Regions from separate parts of the Homo sapiens genome. Here region 1 is linked to region 2. Evidence: chromatin loops called from intact Hi-C (ENCODE). Cell type or tissue: PC-9. All regions are shown on one strand. Links, peaks and the distances in the headings refer to the core of each region. The heading gives the core; the rest is flanking DNA. Region 1 holds the start of LOC128125817. Region 2 has its middle 16 kb from the start of EDN2.

Region 1 (4,383 bases), core at 147-4,146, 130 kb before region 2:
AGGCAGGGATTGTTCTGTGTCTAAAAAAGTTGACCAAGAAAGTTCTTTGACCATGTTTCTCAATCATCTCCTGCAGGATTCGAGGCACAAACCCAGCAGCCTCAACCTAGTTCATGGAGGAGCCTCGCGGGGTCCTGGCCAAGCAAGCCCGCCCCTCTGGTGGGAAGAGCGGCGCCTAGGTGGAGGGTGGCTGCCGTAGGAGTGGACATGAATGCTGGCTTTCAGAGAGAACAGCGTTTCAGTTTTGGTCATCGGAAGTGGTGCCTTCAGCACAGGTAGGAAATGGGGGCTGTTGCTGAATATGCTTGCCAGGCGCCATGTTGGTCTGTCTTGCATGAGCTTGCTTAGTTCTTCCTCTGAAAAATGTATTATTGTTATTATTAGTGTTATCGTTGCCTTTCTGGTGCCTCTGTGAAAGTTGTTGTGAAAGTCCTCAACCTTCCTTGGTCAGGAGTAGAGACCTTGAGTGCCAGCAACTGGCTACTGCTTCCCATGCTGTCTCCCATGAAATGCAGTCCGCCCCCTCCCAGTACCTCAGTTTCCATTCTGTCCTGGCAAAGGACACAACAGCTCCTCTCAAAGGGCCACAGCCCCCTCTCCAGGGGCCACAGCCTCCACAAGCCAGTCCAACTGTGTGCTCCTGATAGCCAGAGGTCTACCCTCTTCTCCTACATAATGGTTCTTGCTGAAGACCACCACTGCCCACCCAATGCCTAGTCAGAGGAGCACCACGGGAGTTAGAGACATAGCAGCAGGTCTTCAGTCCCCTTTCTCACCCCACCTGCCCCCAAGTTGTGAAGAATTGAAAAGATGTCAGGGTTGGGGCAATGATTCTTGGAATTTCAGCAATTTCAATAGCAGGGCCCCAGCTCCCGAAATAGTGATCAAATGAGCCTGGGGAGAGGCCTGGTATCAGCTTATGTTTATATATGCATTTAGATCTTCAGGTATGTGCTGTGGTTTCTGGCTAGATGTTCAGGCTTCAGTACAGGTTAGGTGTGCAGTGTTAGAAGCTTGTTGGGTCAAGAACAAGTCCTTGGATGTTTTCTCTGGTGTGGAGAGCCAGAATCACCCAGAGAGCTGGGGATTAGAAAGAGGGTGCCTGGTATGACAAAGGAAGGAAGGAAGGGAGGGAGGGAGGGATGGACGGAGGGAGGGAGTTCTCTGGCCTACCTGTGCCCTCTGCATCAGACTCTTGGGGGTTGGGGACCCAGGAATCTACATTGATTCTGATGCAGCCAAGGCTTGGGGACTCCAGGGCCTCCTTCTGGGGGCCTGTGTTTGGGTCTGTGGGCCCAGCTGAGATTTCCAAGGCAACATTTCCCAGCCTGGCATGCCAGGAGCAGTGACTCTTTCGCTTCTCTGAAAGCTGAAGTTTCCTCACTGTATAGAGAAGGGGATGGGGCCACAGGCAGCCCTCAGAGATGGCATCGCTGTTGCTGCCTGGACTTCGGGGTGGCTAGAGCCTGTGTCTCTGCCCACAGTATGACAGCTTGGGCCTACCAGCCCTAGGCCTAGACCAGGGTTCTCCTGAGGAGGTAAAGGAATCGTTCCCTGGATTCCAAGGAAGAACTGGGCATTGGAGCCTCATTTTAAGAGGGGATGTTTGTTGTGGTACTTAACAGTGTAGACCCACCCTGAGTTCAAATCCCAGCCCCGACTCTTAGTGGTTGTGTGAGGCACTTACTGGTTTAAGAGGCAAATTGCTCCAACTCTGCCTCATCCTTCTCACTTGCAAAATGAGGCTGGTAGTGATACCTGCCTCGCAGGGTTGCTGGGGAAGGCCCCTAGAATGTTGCCAGCCACGTTAACAAGGACCTCCCAAACGTGAGTCACCCTTCTGGCGTGTGTGGGCAGTTGGGCCACCACCCTGCTCTCCCAGTTGCAGCCCTGTGCCATCTGCATGCCCTGCCCTCTGGCCCCAGTGCTGTGTCCCTGAGGTCAGGCTGAAGCACGGGGACCGATGCTGCTGCCCACATGGTTGGTACTTTACAGACAGGTTCGAGTCCTTCCCAAACCTCAGTGAGTCTGGTCCTGTTGCCCCTGTTGTGCACATAAGGAAACTGAGCACAGAGAGGTTCAGTAGTTTAAAGACAGCTACACAGATGGTAAGGGGCAGAGCCTCTGGTTACAAAAGACCCAGCACTTTTTTCTCCACCAAGATGCTTCCTGAAGAAGAGCAATGACAGCTCCAAGGATGACCCCTTCCCCAGGAATGTCCACATGTTCATAGGAATCGATCATGCTGTAATGCCCCAGCATGCCCCTGGCTCGGCATCCTGGGGCACTTCCTGGTACCTCAACTTAGCACTTGTTTCCTTCTGTGCCTATCACAGCCATTTAGGGGTCTCATGAGCAGTCTCAGGACAGGATCTGGGTTCATTCCATGAGGTGTACAACAGATACTTGAACTAGTCCAGAAGCAGAGCCCTCTGAGAGATGCAAGCCAGATACATGGGGGAACTGTCCAGGGAGTACAGATGGGGGGTCCTCTGCAGACTTGGCATTTCCCTCCCCTCCCCCCGCTTCGTGCCCAGACTCTTTGTTTGTCCGTGTGGGCTCAGCCAGCTGCTTGGAAGAATCTGTAGAGTATGGGACTTGCCCAGAGGGAAATGAGCTGTCAGTTCCAGCGAGAAACCTGGCTCCTGCCTCTGCCTGTGTTCTCCCTGGGGAAGAAAGTGCCTGTGATTAATGAGGTGCTGACTTGGTGCTGCTGGAGTCCAGGTGATCACGGCCACTGCTGGCACGGCCCTCCCAGCCACCAGGGAGGAGCTGGGATATATGGCATCCGAACAAGACAGAGGTGTGCAGTGCTGCAAACGCCCCGGTGCTGGGGAGGGCGGGGTGGCCCATCAGCACCATCAGAGGCTTGGGCACAGCTATGTGTGGAATTACTGAGGGCAGGGAAACATGGAGTCACAGCCACTCTTCAGAAGGGGCCTGAAGTGGGGCTTTCTCCAGAATAAATGTGCTTTCTGAATGAGAAGCTAGAGGACAGATCTCATTTGAAAATGGATATGGAAGCAATTTCTCAGCAATGAGAAACTTGAGCAGTTTTCAAACTTTTATAGTCTTAGAAGCTATTTTTAAAAGCCAAATCTTGCATGGAATGTCAATATATAAAACAGGTTAAAATGATGGTTTATGAATACATTATTTTTTAAGTTCAAATTTTTAACATTGTTTAAAAATTCTCATTTTTATTCTTATTTCTTATCTCCAAATTATTGCCATTTAGACTTAGTCTAATTTAAGTCAGATGCAAAAGACTTTATTTATTTATTTTTGATATATACTGTCTTGCTCTGTTGCCCAGGCTAGAGTATAGTGGTGTGATCATAGCTCACTGCAGCCTCAAACTCCTGGGCTCAAGGGATCCTCCTATCTCAGCTTCCTGAGTAGCTAGGAGTACAGGCATGGACCACCACACCTGGCTGTCTAGTTTTTGACATTTATTTATTATTTATTATGAACGTTATATTTATTATGTTATTAGCGACACCTCTGTTTTGATGCACAAACACATTGAAATCTGAGGTTCTAGATCAGGAATTGGCAAACTTGCCTGTGGGCCTAATCCAGGCTGCTGCCTGATTCGGTAAAGTTTTATTGGAACATAGCCACACCGTTTTTTAAATGCATTATCTATGGCTGCTTGAGACTGTCTGTTTCACAAAATCTAAAGTTCTTACTATTTGGCCCTTTACAGAAGAAGTTTGCTGACCTCTGCCCTAGATCATCATTGTATTGCTTGCTTTATCAGCTGCAATATCTAATATTCCTTTTTCTTTCTTGTTTCGTTTGGCTTGACTGCAAAGTATTAAGGAATTCTTTTTTTTTTTTTTTTTTTTTTTTTTTTTTGAGTTGGAATCTCGCTCTGTCAGCCAGGCTGGAGTGCAATGGCATGATCTTGGCTCACTGCAATCTCTGCCTCCCAGGTTCAAGCTATTTTCCTGCCTCAGCCTCCCAAATAGCTGGGCTTACAGGCGCATGCCACCACACCAGCTAATTTTTGTATTTTTATTAGAGATGGGGTTTCACCATGTCAGCCAGGCTGGTCTCAAACTCCTGACCTTGTGATCCATCCACCTCGGCCTCCCAAAGTGCTGGGATTACAGGCGTGAGCCACCGCGCCTGGCCAAGGAATTCTAAATCAACATCCATAACATGATGTGAATGGTGACAGATTGTTAACAGCTTGCCTTAAAGCCACAGAATGGTCTTCAGTTCAACATTATCTGGGCATTTGGGGAGGAGTAGAAGGGAATTCTGGTTTGCATCAGTGACAATATCCAACAACTGCTTGAATTCCTTCCTATTACACACATAAGTCAGACAGGAAGCCCCACAATCATTTATGATATTTTCATGATAATCCACATA
Region 2 (4,383 bases), core at 194-4,193:
GCAGATGAAGGGGAGAGCCCAAGATCACACCCTGGCAAGTGGCAGGACCACTCACCTGTCCCCCTGACCCCAGCCTCAGAGGGTGGTGGCCACTGCTGGCTGCTGCTGAGGCCTTCACCAAGCTTTGTCTGGGTCCAAGTCCAAGTCTGGGCTGGGGATGCAGGACTCGGGGATCCTACACTCACCCTTAGGCCTGGGTCCTCTCTGGGCTCAGAACCTGGAGGCCACACTCTGTCCTGGAGACTCCGGTGGGGTGTGGGCCACTGTAGATAGGATGGGCCAGCCTGAGATGGGCAGGAGTGCAGAGAAGAAGGAAGAGCTGGTGGAGGACAGAGAGCAGGTGAAGAGGGTGCAGATGGGGCTGTGCTTCTTGGGATTCATTATGGGCACTGCTCAGGAGACCCTGGGAGGAGATGCCTTATAACCTCATTATCTATTCTAGAGTGGGAAGGTAGGAAGTATCAGCGTCATTTAACACGCAAGGAAATTGAGTCACAGTGAAGTTATTTGCCCAGGTTCAGGGTGCCAGAGTGGTGACACTGCTTTCCCAAGGACATCATGGTAAGTGTCAGGGCCAGGAGTTGAAACCAGGTCCCGATATTTGGGAAGTGGTTAGCTTCCTATGGAAAGAGAATCTGGGCCTCTTTGCTACTAAGCAGCCCTGGAACCTGGGTTGGGGCTGGGGGACCCCAACATGCATATTCCTCGGTCCTTTCCAGGCATCACCTACTTCAGGGGGACCCCGCTGCCTACTGCTTCCCTTCCAGATGAGAAAACTGACATCCAGAGCTGGGAAGTGCTTGGCCCAAGGTCAGGGCTGTGATTCCCGATCCCTCAACAAAGCCACCTGCACCACCCCACCCATCCCTCCTCTACCCCAGGCCTGAGTTCAACTGTCCGTCTCTCCTGCCCAGCTCTGCCTTTTTAGGAAAGGAAAAGAACAGCCCTGGGGCGGGCGGGCAGGCGGGCGGGCGGGCATGCTAATCCACCTGCTCCCGGCGTCTCTAGTTACCCGTGGTTTGGGGCTGGGCAGCCCCAGCTGGGAGTGCCAGTCCAGCCAATGGGTGCTGCCGGCTGAGCTCTCCGCCAGAGCCATAAAAGGCTTTGCCACAGCCCAGGCCTGAGCTGGCATAGGGCAGCCCCAGCACCAGCGCCCGCCCCGCCCCTGAGCCTGCCAGCCCGGCACGTCCTCGGACTCTGCCTAATCCAGCCTGGGAGCAGATGGGCCTGCCGTGCACGTGCACCAGACCCAGGCCGCTCCAAGGTCAGGGAGGTGGCACCACCAGGGCAGAGGCCAGAGTCAGGGCAGGGGCTTAGCTAGCCATGGTGATCCTGGCGAGGGTCCAGGGTGATGACACCTAGGCCTGGTCCACGCTGCATCATCTCTTGACAATGGCCACCTAGCCTGCCTCCTCCACCTCTGAAGAGGCTCTCAGCAAAGTTAGTATCCGGCTTCTGCAACTTCTGGGGTCTTCCCAGGGATCAAGCTCCAACCCACTTAATCCACCCTGGGTTCAGGCCGCATGTTCCTCTCAAAAGTAGGGGTATCCATTAGTGTGTGCCTGTTGTGAGAGCCATGTGTGTATGTCCCCTGTGGCCTGCAGGTGGGGACAGACAGCCCCTCCCCAGCACAGCCCATCCAATCTGTCAGCGCATAATGCCTCTAACTTAACACTCATATGATCCCTGGAAGGTAGGAAGTATTGGGTCCCATTTAACAAGCAGGGAAATAGAGTCATGAAGAGGTTATTAGCTTAAGGTCAGGGTGCCAGGATCCAGCTTCAGAGCAGTCTGACTCTAGAGCCTGTGTTCTAGACCTCTGGGCACGCAGACCTTCTCTTGGAATTTACCATCCTGGAGGGAAATGGGACCAACATCTAGAGCAACGTGTGAATGCGGGAATGAAAGGCATGTCTGACACATCTGAGATAAGAGGACCCTTTGTTCCTGAGTGCTGAGAGTAGAGGGTGCTTCCCAGGCCTCCAATGCACCGACACTGCCCAGGCTATGACTGCCCATGTCTGCAGCAACCCAGACTGGATAATCCCTGGCCACCTCTGACAATTAGATTCTTCACAGAAGCCACTGGGTTCAAGCACCCTTTTGTGTGTCCTACATAGGCCAAGCTGAACTGAGGGCCAAGACTGCGGTGTTCTCCAGGGCCACCCTACAGGTGAAGGAAACGTGCTGGCATGGGGGGGGGGCGTTGGCGGGCCTGGCTGGCATCAGGCTCTGTTTGCTCACCCAGGAAAGGAGGAGATAAATATAGACACAGGATTACTCAGATACAGCCTGGGAAAACCGGCTCCAGAGCCTTGACTTCAGCCCTGGCCCAGCCTCGCCTTCACTGGCCTGCCCACGCAGTGCCCGCTGCCAGGCCTGCCCCGCCTCCTCTCAGGACTTCCTTCCTACCTGCTCTCCCTGGGAACTGGGCAAGCACTTGTCTCAACTCCCATAGCAAGTGAGGAACAGACAAAGTCAGCGCTTGCTTGGGCACCGGGAGTACCTTTGAAGGCCCAGGCACTATACCAGTACAGACACAGTTTCCTCAGTTTCCCCGTCTGTGAGGTAAGAGGCTGGTGCACCCAGCCCTCAACTTCCTTGGGCCTGAATGTAGAGACCACCCAGCAGAAAGAGGGTGAGGTCGGGTTCTGTCTCACGCACAAGGAGATGCCAGTCAGAGTGGCATGTGTTGGGGGCTGCCCTCGGACCCTGGAGCCAAGCTGCATGGGCTGGAATCCCAGCTGTGCCAGGTATTAGCAGTGGGACTTCAGTTAGGTTACTTTACCTAATGTGCCTCAGTTTCTCATCTCTAAAAATAAGAATAATAATAGTCTATTAATAATTATTATTACATATCACATAATATAAATCTTATACATAGTATAATAATAATGAATAATAATAGCACTGGCCTCCTAGGGCATTAGAGAGAATTAGATGCATTGTTGTGTGCAAAGCACTTACACCAGGGCCTGGCACAGAGCAACGGCTACACATGTTTATTAGAATAGTAACCAGCTGTAGCAGCTGGGGTCCAGGGTGCACGTAGCCTGGGTAGGCCACTCAGAGGCTCTCATCTTCCAAAGGACCTGCTGGGCCCTGGGCTACACAGTGGACAGGTCTCTGCTGTTCTCAGGCCCTGGCAGCAGCTCCTCTGCCTCCCTTCCCTGACTGACAGCTTCTAGAGTCAGGTAGACACACAGTTGGCAGGGGCTCCACCACTTACAGGCTGTGTGACCTTGGGCAAGTGACTGGTCCCTCTTTGAGCCTCAAATAGCCATAACCCTAACCCTAACTTCAAACAGAGAGGCTCAGAGAGGGCCATTTCTCCCGCATTTATCCCTCCAGGGATTGGTATGAGAGTAAATAGGGGAATATGTGGGAAGCTTCCAGCTCTGCTGGGCAAATGGGTTCTCTGCGTTTGATTTCATCCTGACCCCCTTCTTTCAATTCCTCCAACTTCCTCCTGTGGCTGTGAGCTTGACCTGAGAAGGGCCACACCTGGGTACATGACCCTCACATATGCAAGGGCCCTCAGGTATGGGAAACATGCGTGCCTCACCATCATGCATGAGTGCAGGTCCCCACTCACAGGCCCGTGGGGCCCCCAGGAGCTTGTATGTTTCCTCCCACATAGGCCTCCACTGCATGGCACTCATGTGTATCCACACAGCTGTCTGTGTCCACTCTGTGCATACCTGCCAATGCATGCACAGACCTATGCACACACGGACACACGGGCACAGCCATGCACAAGCATGGAGAAGCAGGTGCCTGAAGCTATGTCCCTGCACATCCTGGCCAGCACACACGCTTCCACTCTCAGGGGGCGTCCTAGCCAGGCCTGGCCCCAAGGTGGCCGTCCTCATGGCACAGGAATGCAGACAGCTGGGGATGCTCTGCCAGCGGACGTGATAGAAAGGCCAAGGGGAAACCACACGGGCAGAAACCCAAGCAGGCGTGCCAGGCCAAGGCGGGGCCCGTGAGTGCCAGGAATTGTGTAGTTGCAGGGGGTGGGGCACGTGCAGATACTTGCTTGCTCCAGTCTCTCCTGTCACCCTGTGTCCTCAGAGTCTCTGAGACTTGGAGGTCAAAAGGGCTCAGAGACCATTCTGTACCGGGGGCAGAGGCCAGGTTCTACCTCCCCAGCCATGCTATGTGGCAGGGCTCTGCCGCTCTCTAGGCTACAGTGCGAGATGTTAGGGGCCACACCGAGCAGTCTTCCTTGCTGGGAAATCAGAAGAATCTATGACCACAGAGATTTACAGGAGGAGGACTGGTGTCACTGACTCCAGTCAAGAGAGATGGTAAAGATGATGTGGAAGTCACTATAACACTCCAGGTGCAGGCTTGCGGGGACTCACGCTGACTCATCACTGT

What was found. Hi-C counts contacts between places; a loop is a spot of excess contacts. Peaks named below come from ENCODE experiments on the same cell type or tissue, not always from the same donor. Only the 100,000 strongest peaks of a DNase experiment are listed, where the experiment ranks them.
Region 1: it touches region 2 in a loop (8-fold over the local background); 1 of 110 quality-filtered maps calls a loop at or near these places.

What each region holds. Positions count from the first base shown.
Region 1 is chr1:41,624,641-41,629,023 of GRCh38, reverse strand. It overlaps HIVEP3 (HIVEP zinc finger 3), which reads left to right. Exons shown (of 9, transcript NM_024503.5): 3 at 77-275. LOC128125817 reads left to right here and starts at 208. Exons shown (of 2, transcript NM_001415000.1): 1 at 208-275. The coding sequence starts at 208. In PC-9, for the core only: no CTCF peak of the experiment used is centred there; a DNase peak (open chromatin) is centred at 1,833.
Region 2 is chr1:41,498,543-41,502,925 of GRCh38, reverse strand. No RefSeq gene overlaps it. Among named protein-coding and RNA genes, the nearest start is that of EDN2, 16 kb to the right of the region's middle. RefSeq lists an enhancer at 1-465. In PC-9, for the core only: no CTCF peak of the experiment used is centred there; DNase peaks (open chromatin) are centred at 1,915, 2,325 and 3,935; H3K4me3 peaks cover 340 bases; H3K27ac peaks cover 2,486 bases.